2 separate regions of the Homo sapiens genome follow, and region 2 is linked to region 1. Evidence: read pairs that join two places in POLR2A ChIA-PET (ENCODE). Cell type or tissue: MCF 10A. All regions are shown on one strand. Links, peaks and the distances in the headings refer to the core of each region. The heading gives the core; the rest is flanking DNA.

Region 1 (8,354 bases), core at 187-8,186:
GTGCCTGTCCCTAACTGGGTACCCCTCAGCTCCTTGGTTCTTAACAAAAACTCTGTTAATTCAGTAGTTCCAATTTCAGTCTCCATACAAGGAAACTAAGACCCTAAGAGTTTGAGAAACTTGCCAGAGTTTGTACAATTTGAAAGTGGCAGAGCTGAGATTTGAATACAGATCTTGCAAGGGCCATAACCATGCCAATTAACCATTTTATTCAGTATCCTTGTTAGTAAAATCGTTGCTTCTACTTCAAAACAATTTTCAAGTTATAACTTCTCTGAATTTCTTGTTAACCTCTCCTCAGAAGTGTTTGCTTTTTTCTCCTCTCTGAATTATAGTTCTACTTTGTAAATACCTCTATTATTGCACATGTTACATTTTGTTATATATCATATTAGCTACTAGGCCATGAGCTCCTTAGTATGAGCATAGTGAAGTATCCGTTGTTGTAATACCAGCAAATATGCCAAGGAACAATGTAGAAATTCAATAAAAGACCATATTATAACTTATAAGTACCTGGATCTAGCCACACCTGAAGCTAGTCTTGCCAGTGAGCTTTTCATTTATATGATAAACTATATTCTGTGTCATTTTTTAAGCCAATATGAGTTCCTCTTCTCCCTTTCCTCTGAGTCTTGACTCATAATGCTGCATTTAGCAATTTGAAGGCAGAGCAATGTTGCAGATGCACAGTGGCTCCGTGAACCAGGAAGAAAAAGTCCACAATCATGGCACAAAGCAACTTCCTAAAAATAAATCACTGCCCTCCACTTCCACCCTCTGAACAGCCACAGTCTTCCTGGAGTCATAAACTTAATACTATTTACCGATCATGTATTACATGCTGGGCACTTCTACAATTCTTTGTACTTAATCCATAAAAGTAAAGAGAACAAATTCCCTTATGATATTGAGGACAAGGATAACGTAGTACCTTTATACAGTTTTAAAGGAGACCCCATTTTGATTTACACTATATCTTATTCTCATGAATAATAGGTCACATTATACAGGATGTTACCTTATTGCCATTTCTAATATAGTCAAAGTAGAGAAAACTTAGAATGAAAACTATTAGGAAAATTACATCCTATCTTCTTGTATAAAGTCTGTTCTTTACATATTAAATGATTTAAACATACATACCAACTTATCTCCATATAATTTTTTAAGAGAAAGTAAAACAAAAGTTTCTATAAATCACAACTCCAGAAGTATCCCTAAATTATACCCACTCTTTCAAGTCATTTTCTAAAATGTGACTGAGTAATCATCGTATTTATAGAGCCATTAAATTAAATGCAACAATCCAATTAGCCAAAAAGGAATCACAACAGCTGTATTGTTCTAGTTATGTCATGCTATTATACATTTTCCATGCAATACAGAAACTGTTCAGCATATACCAGCTGGTGACTGAAAATATCAGTAATAGAAAATGCTTTCTGTCTGCCAGCATACATTTTGAGGGGATCATTTTTTACCTTTACTAGGCAGAATATGCTTCTGCTTCCCCAAACTCGGCAACCCCTATACCAAAATGACTTAACTGAGAAATGGTTCCAATGAATTGCGCTGAAGAAAAGTAATCACATCAAACCAGAGACAATCTGGTTTTAAACCTTTTTGGAAAAGTGTAGAAATTGAATTTAGCTTTTACAAAAAGAACAGGAAGAGGGGAAATACAAAAAGGAAGAAGAGAAGAAATATATGCTGGGATACACCTATTACCTTAAAGCAAGATTACAAAATATTTTGGCCATAAACCCTGCTGAACAAGTAGAGAAGCAATTGCTGTCTTTTTGTCCAAGAGTCAGTCACCTTCCCCATGGTAAGCTTATTTCATTCAATGGACCCAGAAGGAAACTTGAGTCTTCTACAAAAGTGTTTGTTTGGGGTTTTTTGTTGTTGTTTGTTTGTTTTTTGAGACAGAGTCTTGCTCTATCGCCCAGGCTGGAGTGCAGTGGTGCTACGATCTCAGTTCACTGCAACCTCCACCTCCTAGGTTCAAGTGATTCTCCTGCCTCAGCCTCTTGAGTAGCAGGGACTACAGATACCTGCCACCACGTCCGGCTAATTTTTTGGTATGTTCAGTAGAGAGGCGGTTTCACCATAGCCAGGCTTGTCTTGAACTCCTGACCTCAAGTGATCTGCCCGCCTTGGCCTCCCAAAGTGCTGGGATTATAGGTGTGAGCCACTGCACTCAGTCTTCCAAAAGTTATTTTAACAACACAAACACCATCATGTGAAAAATTTCTGTATATTCATGTGGAAAGTTGCATGAAGCCCTCACTATGTGCCAAGCCAGGAACCTGGCAATGGTGCAGTTATTTCCTCCCTGAACTGCTGGGATGATCATGTATTTAAATGTCATCTGGGATCCTCCTGCTACCAAACAGAAGTATTGCTTTCCACTTATTCTGGGCACTATCACTATCAAAGGGGAATTGAACAACTTAATTCTAGTGGAGGTTGTCATACTACCATGTTTCCAGATTTTATGAGAACATTTGACTGTTTTACTTGCCATTTATTTTGGCAAGATAATTTATGAGATGGCTTCTGAAGTCTATGTATTATATTAAACCAAAAAAGAAAGATAGGATCAGAAGGGCCCCATCCAGCTGATCCAATATTATAGGATTAATAGTACTACAGCCCAACTGTAGTCCTACATGAAGGGTTGTTGTGAAGTTTGAAAAATAATCAAATGTGAGAAGATAACCACCCCATATCTTTTCTAGGAGCACTGTCTGCCTGACTACCCTCTTCCCAAGAACCTAATTACAAGCAAAGAGGTTTTAAATCAGAACACAGAAATGACACATGTAAGCTCCAGACCCCTTTGACCTTGCAGTCCCACTGTGATATGCTTACAAGTCTTGGGAAGTGTGGAAAGATCTATGAAAGGTCAGTTCTGTAACACAAAGTATTCTAGAATCCCCCCAATTATACCAAATAACGATCTCATAAATACCTTAGTACTTCAAGTTGCAATGTATTTTGCTTCCAATTTGCTGAAGTTTCAATACTGGCTGGAATAATTCTCTCCATTTGGGGAGAAAATAGGTTACAATTGATTAGCCAGATGTGGGAAGAAAACCATTTCATTCCAAGAAAAGTCTGATTTATTGATATTAAAAAAGCAGGAAATCTATTGCCTGTTTGGGGAGTTATTATCTAGTTGCTGGTCAGAGAGCCTAATAGCTCTACCTTGTTTTTTAATAAGTCATTGCTGAATTTGTTGAATATTATATGATTTTTGGTGCCTGCTGCATAACAGTGGCTTGATAAATGTTTGATGAATAATCAGTGAATGAGCTGAACACATATGTTGAATTGTATCAAGTTGATAACATGGCAGTGCAGGTCTCAGGCGCCAGAGTCAGACTTCACAATTTGTCACCTATGAGACCTTACATAAATTACTTCAACTCTCTGAGCCTCAGTTTACTCATCTGAAGAATAAGGCTGTTAACAGCATTCTCTTCACAGGGCTTTGAAGAAAATTAAATGAGATAGCTAATGTAAAGGATGTTTCATAATTTGCGGCACACTAAGTATTCCATTCAATTACACATCTTTGTTTTACTACAATGCTGACGCTATTCCATATAAGGGAAACAAATCAGGGGCTTGCTATATAATTATAATGTTTCCATCAATACACTACACAGCTAATACTTAGATCTAGCTGGAATATCACATTAGTAATGACACCGATGTTACAGCTGGATGCCTCAGGAAAATGTGTATTCAGTAGTTAGTAATGTCTGCCTCAGCACAGGAATGGTGAGTGAGTGACCACAAGCGCATACTGTGTCTGGGACATGGTGTGTGAACAGAGGATGTTTTTGGAAAAAAAGGAGTCTTTATAGTGCAGTGCTTAAAATTTCACAAATGGATAAGCCCTTCAGGATAAAGATTGACTTGAAAACACATCAAATAAACTTAAATCCAGAACGGGAAAGAATTTGCATTTTGGATTAAACAGGGAGAGGCAGGAAACTAAGTTATATTAAGTCCTTAAAGCCCTAAATCTTCAAGCATTTTACAACTTAGAAAAACTGAGGACTAATCAAGCAAATTGTATGATTAGACTTGGCCCCCTTCCACTATAGACCTCACTGTGGCAGTTCTTACTGATAAAGAAGAACTTAAACAGAAAAGACTACAGAATATTTCTCCTCTATGAAAAATTCAAACCGAGCTGAGTGAAACATGACTTAGCAAACTCACAAAGTGCTTATGCATTTTTAAAAGCTCTGCAATGTACCCACACTTCAAATTTTCCGCCTGCTAATGGTTGTGAGCACAATGCACATCATTTACTGCAACAGCTGGGAAAACTGCTTTCCCCTGTCTTCTCTGTCAATGATGTAGGAGCCTGCCAGTCTGGGAGCTAGGTGGCCAGATTTAATTTATCGAGGCTGCTGAAAGGCTTTCTTGGTATCCCAGTTGAAAAGTCAATAATGGCCAAATTGATGTTTTTATAATTCTGCTAACCTTGAAAACGATATTGCATAGTGGAGATTGGGAATAGGCAGGCTATGAGAGCTTCTGAAAAAAGTTTGTCTTCAAGCTTGACAATCATCATTTCTTGCTTGCAGTTGACCGTTTTTACTCATGAGCAGTTGGTCTTGGAGGGGCCCAGTGGGGGCTTCTATTGAGAGATGGTTAGTACGGGCAAGAACAGACAGTTAAACTAGCCACGCATCCATCAGAGTCAGTCAGGAACACAGGCACCTCACCAGTTACCTGAACGGGAAGAATTTAACGTAAGTATTGGTTAGACAGACATGGGAGAAGTGAAAATGCAAACAGGTAACAGTGAAGAGACAAAGATAGTGGCTGCAGGAGGTGGCTACCATCCTTAAGTCTGAGGAGACAAGTAAAAGAAAATGCAGTTATTAGAACCTAAAAGCTTAGAGGAGGCATTGTGTGGAGGTTGGACCCAGACATCTGAGGAGGGCATGTGGCCTGCTGGTGCTGATGTTTCTGAAGCAGCCTGGCTCAGGGGATTATAGAGGGGAAAAAAGGGAAGCTGAAACCAACTGCTTTTGGAGTAAACAAAAGCTGGGCTGCCGCTGATAGGAGCAAGGGGCAAGCAAGGAATTCTTCCCATGTTTTAGTGTCTCCCTCTAGCACCCTCTATTGACAGAGCCTAACAGAAAGCCAGCTGGGCAAAGGAAAAGTGTAGTTAGCCTGTGTGGTTAACCCAAATCCCAGTCCTGGCATCACAAATAGAGTATAAAGGGGTGTGTTTGGAGCTGAGAGACAACACCTTAATAACCAGGACACTCCCTGCGAGGGATGCAAAAGACATGAAAGACACTCTTGACCTGCAGGAATGTGTGCTCTACTGCACAAGCTAGGAAATGAAAATTAAAACAAACAAACAAAAAATCACCTCACTTCAGCTCCTGCCCTGCCAGCCCTTTTCTATACCTCAATGTTTTGTGTGTGATCTTCCCTTTGCCAGCCACGCATCTTTCTACTTTCAGGCTAGTCCCAACCTCCTCCTGCCCGTTGCTTTCACGGCACCATAATGTGTAAACACGGGTGGGTTTCTAGGTTTATTGGCTTAATGTCTGCTTTCCACACTAGACTGCAAGGGATGTGCTTGTTTCCTTCTGAATTCTAGAGTGTGCTCCAGGGCACACACAGATCAGCATGCCAGGGCATACAGTAGCAGATGCTCATTGAATATCTGTATGATAAATGAATGGGGGAGGAAGCCTGCTGTGTACAGACAGCAAAGTTTAGTTAGAGTGTGTGAATGTGTGTGTGACAGAGTAAACCTTCCACCCAAAAAGAAAAATGGATTGAAAATTCTGACATGCAAAAGACATTAGAATGGAAAATATTTAGGCATATTGCTAGACAGTTAATATACATATGACAAAAACATACTGACCCAGAGAGAAAAATGGCAAAATCTACAGGCCTATCAAGAACTTTTAAAGTGTTTTACGTATATGTAATATATATAGTGTTATATATATTATATATAATATATATAACACTATATATATTATATATAATACATATAGTGTTATATATATTATATATAATATATAGTGTTATATATATTATATATAATATATATAATATATATAGTGTTATATATATTATATATAATATATATAATATATATAGTAACGGTTAACTCTTCCAAACCAGAAACTTGCTGAAATTCTAATAATAGATACTATTTATTGAGAACTCCCTATGTCTTGTTATTGTGCTCAGCACTTTACATAATTTTATCTTCACAATAATCCTATTAGTGAATGGTGAATTTGTAATAATCTCATTAGTCAATTAGGATGCTATTCTTTTCTTTTCATGGAAGAAGAAACTGTAGCTAAAAGTGGTTAATTATTTGATCCAAAGTTATAAAGTTGACAAGTGGTGAGAATTAAAACTCAGATATTTTTAAATACAAAGCATCTGGTTTTTATTTAGTGGACACAATATTCAAACATGAAAATTTTCTATGAGGGATATTTAAAAGTATTAACAGAGTGAAAGAGTTTAAATACTGACATTAAACATGACTGCCCCAGTGATTCCAGCCCTTCAATAACTTCTAAAAGTAACCAGCTATTTGAACAACTTAAAAATCCAGGCTTTCTGAGGTCTTTTATCATTATATTTATATATAAAATTTAACCTCCTTTCCCTCTGCCCATTGGAAATAATTGAAAATGACTACATGAAGGACACAGTGTCAGTGGTGCTCTTCCTGATGTGTGGGACATCTTGTATCCTTCCACCATTATTTAGTTCTACCAGGGCTGCCTTGGTAGCAATCACCAGTGTGTGAAGTGTGCACTTAATTAGCTCATGAAAAAAAAAAAAAAAACCCTAGCTAGTGAACTAAGATATAATATTTGCTAATATTACTTAATGAATACTCAACAACCAATCAGTATGTGATATCTCCTCCAACAGAGAAAAAACATATGGCCGGGTAGGCTGGCTCACACCTGAATCCCAGCACTTTGGCAGGCCAAGGCAGGAGGATCACCTGAGGTCAGGAGTTCGAGACCAGCCTGACCAATATGGTGAAATCCCGTCTCTACTAAAAATACAAAAATTAGCCAGGCATGGTGGCAGACGCCTGTAATCCCAGCTACTTGGGAGGCTGAGACTGGAGAATCACTTGAACCCGGGAGGCGGAGGTTGAAGTGACCAGAGATTGCGCCATTGCACTCCAGCCTGGGTGACAAGAGCAACCGGTCTACAACAATCTATAGTTTATTGGCAAATGCAAACTTAAACTTCTATTAATCCTCCTGGCAAAAAAAAAAAAAAACAAAAAAGTTAAATTTGGAGCAATTGTTCAAGAGCTACAGAACCCTGTGAATTTTATGAGAAACGCAGGTGGAAAAGAACTATCTTAAAACATTTATGAGTCATAAACTACTTGGAAGGGAATGAGGGTTGACCAGAAAATGTAGAATGCATCAGAAGCATGTCCATGATAAGGCCAATCAGGATGCTCATGCAGAAGCTCAGTGCTGGCAGACCTACACGACCACAGTAGTGGTTTGAAAAGAGAATCGTGTGAGACCCAGAAGAGACCTGAGAGGCCACGAGTGCCCTCATTTTTACAATGAGGAAACACAGCCTGGAGAAAGAAAGGGTGTCAGGTATACAGTTGGGAAGGTACAAAGCCACATGGACAGAAGGTAAATACAGCAAAACCCGCTGGATAGTGTTTCACATCTGGACAGTCTATCATCTGGGAAAAGGAATTAAAAAGCTCTGAAGAAGAGTACATTGTTGATTACAGTGAAGATAAACACAGGACAGGGTACTTCGAAGAAAGAAGATTCCTGAAATATGATCACATGCCTAATGTCCAGAAAGGCGAGAGAGAGAAAGAGAGAGAGAGAGAGTGAGAGAGAGAGGGGGGGGAGAGAGAGACTATGTATGTGATAAGACTGATCTACATTTATCAAACACCTATCCTATGCTAGACATTTTACTTGTATTATTTCATTGAATCTTTGCAATCAGCAAAGGGAGGTAAAAATTACAATGCTTAATCTCTACCTTCTAGGGCAAATAGGTAGCTAGAGAAGAACAAATGTTACCAGATGCCAGAAAGGGTAACCTTCCATCACAGGGATTTACTCATAATCAAGATCTAAAAGACTTTCTTTTTAAAATGCATATATTTTTGGGAGAAGAATAAATCTCAGACAACTCAGTGTGAATTAGTTTATCACAGTACTTGGGCCCAACAGAGAGGGAAACCTGGAAACTCACATTAGTGATCAATGCCTAACAATTCGCAGCTATGAAGAAGAAGAAGAGGAAGAAGAAGAAGAAGAAGAGGAAGA
Region 2 (8,354 bases), core at 238-8,237, 82 kb before region 1:
ACTCAAGACAGATTAAAGGCTTAAATGTAAAGCCTGGATACCATAAGCCATTGCAATAAAAACAAAATTGACAAATGGAACCTAATTAAACTACAGCATTTCTCTACAGCAAAAGTCACAATCAACAGAGTGAACAGACAATCTACAGAATGGGAGAAAATATTTGCGAACTGTGCAAAGGTTTAGTATCCACAATCTTTAAGAAACTTATACCAAAAAGCAAAAAAAAAAAAAACCCATTAAAAAGTGAGCAAAGGACACAAGCAGACACTTTTCAAAAGAAAACATACCCACAACAAACAGACATGTGATAAAATGCTCAACATCACTAATCATTAGAGAAATGCAAATCAAAACCACCATGAGGTACCATCTCACACCACCAGAATGGCTATTATTAAAAAGTCAAAAAATAACATGTTCTCAAGGTTTTATAGTAAAGACAACAGTTTTACACTGCCATTGGTAATGTAAATTAGTTCAGCCACTGTGGAAAGCAGTTTGGTGATTTCTCAAGGAACTCAAAGCAGAATTGCCATTTGACCCAGCAATCCCATTATTGGGTATATATTCAAAGAAATAGAAACCATTCTACCATAAACACACATGCACGTGTATGTTCATCATAGCACTACTAACAACAGCAAAGACATGAAATCAACCTAAATTCCTGCCCATCAATGGTAGGTTAGATAAAGAAAATGTGGTACATATACACCGTGAAATACTATGCAACCTTAAAAGAACATAATTATATTCTTTGCAGCAACATGGGCAGAGCTAGAGTCCATTATCTTAAATGAACTAACAAAGGAACATGAAACCTAAACTGCATATTCTACCTTATAAATAGGAGCTAAACGTTAAATACATTTGAACACAAAGAAGGCAACAAGAGACATCAGGGTGTCTGTTGAAGGTGGAGTGAGGGAGGAGAGTGAGGATAAAAAAAAATGCCTATCAAGTACTATGCTTATTACCTGGGTAGCAAAATAATCTGTATACCAAACCCCTGTGAAATGCAATTTACCTATATAACAAACATGCACATATACTCCTGTAGCTAAAATAAAAGTTTTAAAGAGTAGAATATGAAATAAAATACATAAAATCTAATTTTAACAAAAAAAGAAAGTTTTCACTTTATGGATCTAAAAAAATAAAAAATAGAAATGCTGCATGGTGTCCCAGTGTTAAAAACAAAACAGTGTGGCATTTCTTCAAAAAGCTAAAAATATAACTACCATATGATCCAGCAATCTTATTGCTGAATATTTATCCAACAGAAAGGAAATCAGTGTATTGAAGAGATATTTACACCCCCATGTTTATTGTGGCACTATTCACAATAACCAACTTATGAAATCATCCTAAGTTTACAATGACAGATGAGTGAGTAAAGAAAATGTTGTATCTATCCAAGGCCGGGCAGAGACACAACCAAAAAAGAGAATTTTAGACCAATATCCTTGATGAACATTGATGCAAAAATCCTCAATAAAATACTGGCAAACCGAATCCAGCAGCACATCAAAAAGCTTATCCACCATGATCAAGTGGGCTTCATCCCTGGGATGCAAGGCTGGTTCAATATACGCAAATCAATAAATGTAATCCAGCATATAAACAGAGCCAAAGACAAAAACCACATGATCATCTCAATAGATGCAGAAAAAGCCTTTGACAAAATTCAACAACCCTTCATGCTAAAAACTCTCAATAAATTAGGTATTGATGGGACGTATTTCAAAATAATAAGAGCTATCTATGACAAACCCACAGCCAATATCATTCTGAATGGGCAAAAACTGGAAGCATTCCCTTTGAAAACTGGCACAAGACAGGGATACCCTCTCTCACCACTCCTATTCAACATAGTGTTGGAAGTTCTGGCCAGGGCAATCAGGCAGGAGAAGGAAATAAAGGGTATTCAATTAGGAAAAGAGGAAGTCAAATTGTCCCTGTTTGCAGACGACATGATTGTTTATCTAAAAAACCCCATCGTCTCAGCCCAAAATCTCCTTAAGCTGATAAGCAACTTCAGCAAAGTCTCAGGATACAAAATCAATGTACAAAAATCACAAGCATTCTTATACACCAACAACAGACAAACAGAGAGCCAAATCATGAGTGAACTCCCATTCACAATTGCTTCAAAGAGAATAAAATACCTAGGAATCCAACTTACAAGGGATGTGAAGGACCTCTTCAAGGAGAACTACAAACCACTGCTCAAGGAAATAAAAGAGGACACAAACAAATGGAAGAACATTCCATGCTCATGGGTAGGAAGAATCAATATCGTGAAAATGGCCATACTGCCCAAGGGAATTTACAGATTCAATGCCATCCCCATCAAGCTACCAATGACTTTCTTCACAGAATTGGAAAAAACTACTTTAAAGTTCATATGGAACCAAAAAAGAGCCCGCATCGCCAAGTCAATCCTAAGCCAAAAGAACAAAGCTGGAGGCATCACACTACCTGACTTCAAACTATACTACAAGGCTACAGTAACCAAAACAGCATGGTACTGGTACCAAAACAGAGATATAGATCAATGGAACAGAACAGAGCCCTCAGAAATAATGCCACATATCTATAACTATCTGATCTTTGACAAACCTGAGAAAAACAAGCAATGGGGAAAGGATTCCCTATTTAATAAATGGTGCTGGGAAAACTGGCTAGCCATATGTAGAAAGCTGAAACTGGATCCCTTCCTTACACCTTATACAAAAATCAATTCAAGATGGATTAAAGATTTAAACGTTAGACCTAAAACCATAAAAACCCTAGAAGAAAACCTAGGCATTACCATTCAGGACATAGGCGTGGGCAAGGACTTCATGTCCAAAACACCAAAAGCAATGGCAACAAAAGCCAAAATTGACAAATGGGATCTAATTAAACTAAAGAGCTTCTGCACAGCAAAAGAAACTACCATCAGAGTGAACAGGCAACCTACAACATGGGAGAAAATTTTTGCAACCTACTCATCTGACAAAGGGCTAATATCCAGAATCTACAATGAACTCAAACACATTTACAAGAAAAAAACAAACAAACCCATCAAAAAGTGGGCGAAGGACATGAACAGACACTTCTCAAAAGAAGACATTTATGCAGCCAAAAAACACATGAAGAAATGCTCATCATCACTGGCCATCAGAGAAATGCAAATCAAAACCACTATGAGATATCATCTCACACCAGTTAGAATGGCAATCATTAAAAAGTCAGGAAACAACAGGTGCTGGAGAGGATGTGGAGAAATAGGAACACTTTTACACTGTTGGTGGGACTGTAAACTAGTTCAACCATTGTGGAAGTCAGTGTGGCGATTCCTCAGGGATCTAGAACTAGAAATACCATTTGACCCAGCCATCCCATTACTGGGTATATACCCAAAGGACTATAAATCATGCTGCTATAAAGACACATGCACACGTATGTTTATTGCGGCATTATTCACAATAGCAAAGACTTGGAACCAACCCAAATGTCCAACAATGATAGACTGGATTAAGAAAATGTGGCACATATACACCATGGAATACTATGCAGCCATAAAAAATGATGAGTTCATGTCGTTTGTAGGGACATGGATGAAATTGGAAACCATCATTCTCAGTAAACTATCGTAAGAACAAAAAACCAAACACCACATATTCTCACTCATAGGTGGGAATTGAACAATGAGATCACTTGGACACAGGAAGGGGAATATCACACTCTGGGGACTGTGGTGGGGTCGGGGGAGGGGGGAGGGATAGCATTGGGAGATATACCTAATGCTAGATGACACATTAGTGGGTGCAGTGCACCAGCATGGCACATGTATACATATGTAACTAACCTGCACAATGTGCACATGTACCCTAAAACTTAGAGTATAATAAAAAAAAAAAAATTAAAAAAAAAAAAAAAAGAAAATGTTGTATCTATAACAATGGAATACTATTCAGCCATAAAAAGAATAAAATCTTGTCATTCACAGCAACATAGATAAGCCTGGATTACATCATTTTAGGTGAATAAGTCAGGCAGAGGAAGAAAAAACCACAGGTTCTCACTTGTACGTGTGAGCTAAAAAGCTTGAGCTCACAGAAGTAGACAATAGAATTGTAGTTTTTTTGAGCCTTGGAAAGGTAAGGTGTAGAGAATGATAGTGAGACATTGGTTAATAAATACAAAATTGTAACTAGATGGGTGGAATTAGTTCTAATGTTTGATAGCTCTGCAGGATCACTATTAGTAACAATACTTTATTGTATATTTTCTAATAGCTAGAAGAGAGGATTTTTAATGTTCCCAACACAAAGAAATGATGAATGTTTGAAGAGATGGGTATACTAGTCCCTCTGATTTTATCATTACACATTATAAACATGTATAAAAACATCACTCTGCACTCCATAAATATGCATAATTATGTGTCAGTTAAAAATTAAATTAAATTTTATTAAAAGGAAATATTGAACAGCATTGCTGCTGCTGGATATGGGCAAGAAGAGGTAAGAGATATGAAGAGGTAGGGGACATGTGTATATGCTGTTGCATGCAAAGCACAATATTCATCTTTACATATCAGAAATTTGTGAAGAGCAAATTCCAATTTCCATTTCCCTGGTAATTTATCTGAAAAATTTCCCCACTAGTTTATAGAGTCTGTAAGAGCTGGGATAATATCGGCATTGTTTGTTGCCGCATTATCAACCCCTAGCAGAGTGTTTCATATATGGATGTTAATTAATAATTTTTCAATGAATGAATAAATTAATGAATGGCTTGAATAGAAATTTGGGCTCAGAGAACACATCACAACAGCAGTTACTCATATGCATTGACAGCAGAGTCTTTTACTGCTTTTGTGTGTCCAGAGTTTACAAACCTCCCAAGTTATTAGTGATTGCCATGACATAGAGGCACAAATTGATATCCTTGGTTTATAAAATAGTATAAAGACCAAACCAAGTAAATGTATCCAGCTCAAGAAGAAAGCTTGAACTAATATTAGTCATTCCTGAATATCTGTGGGCCTGGCTAGTCCTCGACAAATGTAGGGATAGAAAGTGGTTTATACAGTGAAGGAAACTGGCCAGTACACCAAGTATGTAGAAAATAAAACCTCAGTACAGCAGCATCAGTTCATACCCGGTTGCTAAATAATCAAGAAACAAGTGATATGCTTGCCAAGGCTTGTTGGGCAAGAAGCCAGGAACAAACACACAACACACTGAGCTCAGCAGAATATAAACAAGAGATTCCATATTCCTGTGGCTTTTCTGGAAGCAAAGAACTGTCCAACAGGCCAACCCCTTTAAACGCTTCAGTCAGCTAATGCAGAGCACTCTCAAGTGTGGGATGTGTAATATATGACATATTTGATTGGTTCAACTTAATAGCCCTAGACTATTATTATTATTATATGCTATCAGAAAGTAAGTTGGCCTCAGAATACAGAGGAGTTCATTTGACTATGACTAAATCCTATTATTTCAGTTATTTTAGAGGCATAAAACAATAACCATTTGTTACACGCACACATTCTGTAAATTAATGATACAGACAAGGCACAGCAGGGATGACTTCTCTGGTCCACAATGTCTGGTCCCTCAATTGGGAAAACTAGAATGGCTGGGAGTGACTTGAACACCTGGGACAGGAGTGATTCTTCATTTATGTGTAATATTGGGTCTGGATTCACTTGAATGCTAGTATCAGCTGGGACTGTTAACCACAGCTACCAACATATGACTTCTGCGGAGGGTTGGGGTTTCTCACAGCAGGACATCCTCAAGTTTGCTGGACCACTTTCATGGCAGTCAGAGCTTTATGAGCAGATTTTCCATATGATAAAGTGGAAGCTGCATGACCATTTATGGCTCAGTCTTGGAAGCCAAATAACATCAATTTTACTATACTCTCCAGATTCAACAGGAGGAGATATAAACCCACACTTTTCCATGGAAGGACTGTCAAAAATATGTAGCCGTGTTGAAACCACTGCATTAATTACTATCACTTAGCTTGTCATAAAATAAACTCAGATACTGAAAGTCATTGGAGCACAATGGTTAAATGAGTTCTGAGTTCAAATATAAGCTCTACTACTTATTGGTTATGTAACTTTGGTTACATTATTTGACCTTTCTTGGCTCAAGTTTCTTCCTCTATAGAAGAGGGATGATAAGTACCATGCTGTATTAGTCCATTCTCACACTGCTATGAAGAAATACCCAAGACTAGATAATTTATAAAAGAAAGAGGTTTAATTACTCACAGTTCAGCATGGCTGGGAGGCCTCAGGATACTTACAATCATGGCGGAAGGCACCTTTTCACAGGGCGGCAGGAGAGAGAATGAGCACAAGCAGGGGAAATGCCTGATGCTTATAAAACCATCAAATCTCATGAGACTTATTCACTATCACCACAACAGCATTCGAGAAACCCCATGATTCAATTACTTCCACCTGGTCGCAATCAACATGTGGAGATTATTACAACTCAATGTGAGATTTGGGTGGGGACACAGAGCCAAACCATATCACAGGTCTAACTCATAGAATATTGATAAGAATTAAACAAGTTAATAAAGTGATTAACACAGTATCTGAAACAAAGGAAACACCAATAAATGTTAGCTGTTACTATGTTTTTGTATATCAAATATCAACATAGTGGACAGCAACCAGTACCAGTAATTGTAACAGTCTCTAGGGATACAAAGATGAATAATATGAAATCAGATACGTTGAATAGCTCATACTTAAAATACAGAGAAGACTTATAAAATTACAAGAGCATTTAATATGTATATAAATGAGATAAGTTTGTATAACACCTTATACACTGGTCTTGGAATCAGAAGCTAGAACTGGAGAGACAAGGTGACTGCTGTGCCTTGATTGTATCATTAATTCACAGAATCTGTGAGTGTAACAAATTGTTATTGTTTTATGCCTCTAAAATAACTGAAATAATAGGATTTAATCATAGTCAAATTAACTATGGAGAGAAACACTGGTCTTAGAATTAGAAGCAAGAACTGAAGACCAGAATCTGATACTTTCTAGCTGTTTCACCCGCTCAAGCCACTGAAATCCCTCCAAACATGATTTTTCTTTATCTATTAATTAAAAGTAGTGCAGCATTTTCTACCTATATCATAGAGATGCTGCGAAGATTAGTGAAATAGAGCAGATAGAAGTATTTCGTGAACTCTAATGTGCTGTGTATACCTAAGCTGCCATCATTGCCCAGGCTTCATACTGAACCCTACATAATGGGATTTAATCACTTAAGCCTCAACCCTACACTGTGAGTCCCAGGCCCTGTCTCCAAACCAATTTCACATACACACACACACAAAAAGACTCTGTAACATTACAGAATTTAAAATCCCATAGTTCAGTAGGTGTATTTTTTAAAAATACTCCTTGGCCAAATATTTGCAAACTATTTCTCTCTTCTGTTACACATCAGGATTTAATCTAAATTCCAAGCTAGATAATTTTCTGGGCAGAATGGATGTTACAAAGAACTACATGAGTCACTTGTGTGCTGGCATGTCATTTTTTGCAATAAGTCATAAGAGATAAGTCCCAGAACATGGTTTTCTGAAAGTTATTAAAAATAAAAATATTTTAAGTTCATCCCTTTATACTGTTTAAATACTTACAACATTACTCTCCTGCAGTAGGAAGAGATGGAACTTCAAAGGAATGTATTATCATCATATGAATAGATATTTTTGCATTATGAAAGACTTACATGGCATGTGAATATGAGTAGCGCCTTCAGAGTGTTTGGTCATAGCAGAAATTGGTCTTGAATAGCTTGTGCACATCACTGCTTATGAGAAGGCAATCATAGTAGCTTCGAGTCTATTACTCTATATGACACAAGAGTGACACAGGTGATTGCTCTTACTAAATTGAGATGAGTCCAAAGGTAGAAATGAAACTAAATGCACAAATGGAAAAACTGATAGCATTTGGCTACTGGTGGATGTGGGAAGAGAAAGGGAGATTACAAGTGGGAAGAGAAAGGAGGAGATTACAAGCTTCTGAACATTGATGCTAGGAGTCTTGTAGATAGTGCCTATCTGATAGTTGAGAGAAAAGATTATGATCTTAGAAGGATGTGCTCAAAATACAAGATGAAGATTCAAGAGCCATCAGACTAAAACTAAGAATGGAAGAATTCACCAACAAAGAGAGTATAGGGAAAGAAGTCCATCAGTGTACCAGAAACCTTAGGGAGAGGGAAGAATCAGAAGAGCCTGTCAAGATGGAAAAAAAAAATGATCAGAAAGTAAGGAAAACAAACAGGAACAAACCTAGGTCT

What was found. Peaks named below come from ENCODE experiments on the same cell type or tissue, not always from the same donor. Only the 100,000 strongest peaks of a DNase experiment are listed, where the experiment ranks them.
Region 2: POLR2A ChIA-PET joins it to region 1 with 5 read pairs; 1 of 35 experiments calls an interaction of 5 or more read pairs at or near these places.

The regions. Positions count from the first base shown.
Region 1 is chr5:144,464,754-144,473,107 of GRCh38, reverse strand. The region is part of intron 3 of KCTD16 (potassium channel tetramerization domain containing 16); the gene reads right to left. Among named protein-coding and RNA genes, the nearest start is that of KCTD16, 300 kb to the right of the region's middle. In MCF 10A, for the core only: a CTCF peak has its summit at 5,170; a DNase peak (open chromatin) is centred at 5,157.
Region 2 is chr5:144,546,618-144,554,971 of GRCh38, reverse strand. No RefSeq gene overlaps it. Among named protein-coding and RNA genes, the nearest start is that of KCTD16, 380 kb to the right of the region's middle. In MCF 10A, for the core only: no CTCF peak of the experiment used is centred there; a DNase peak (open chromatin) is centred at 5,211.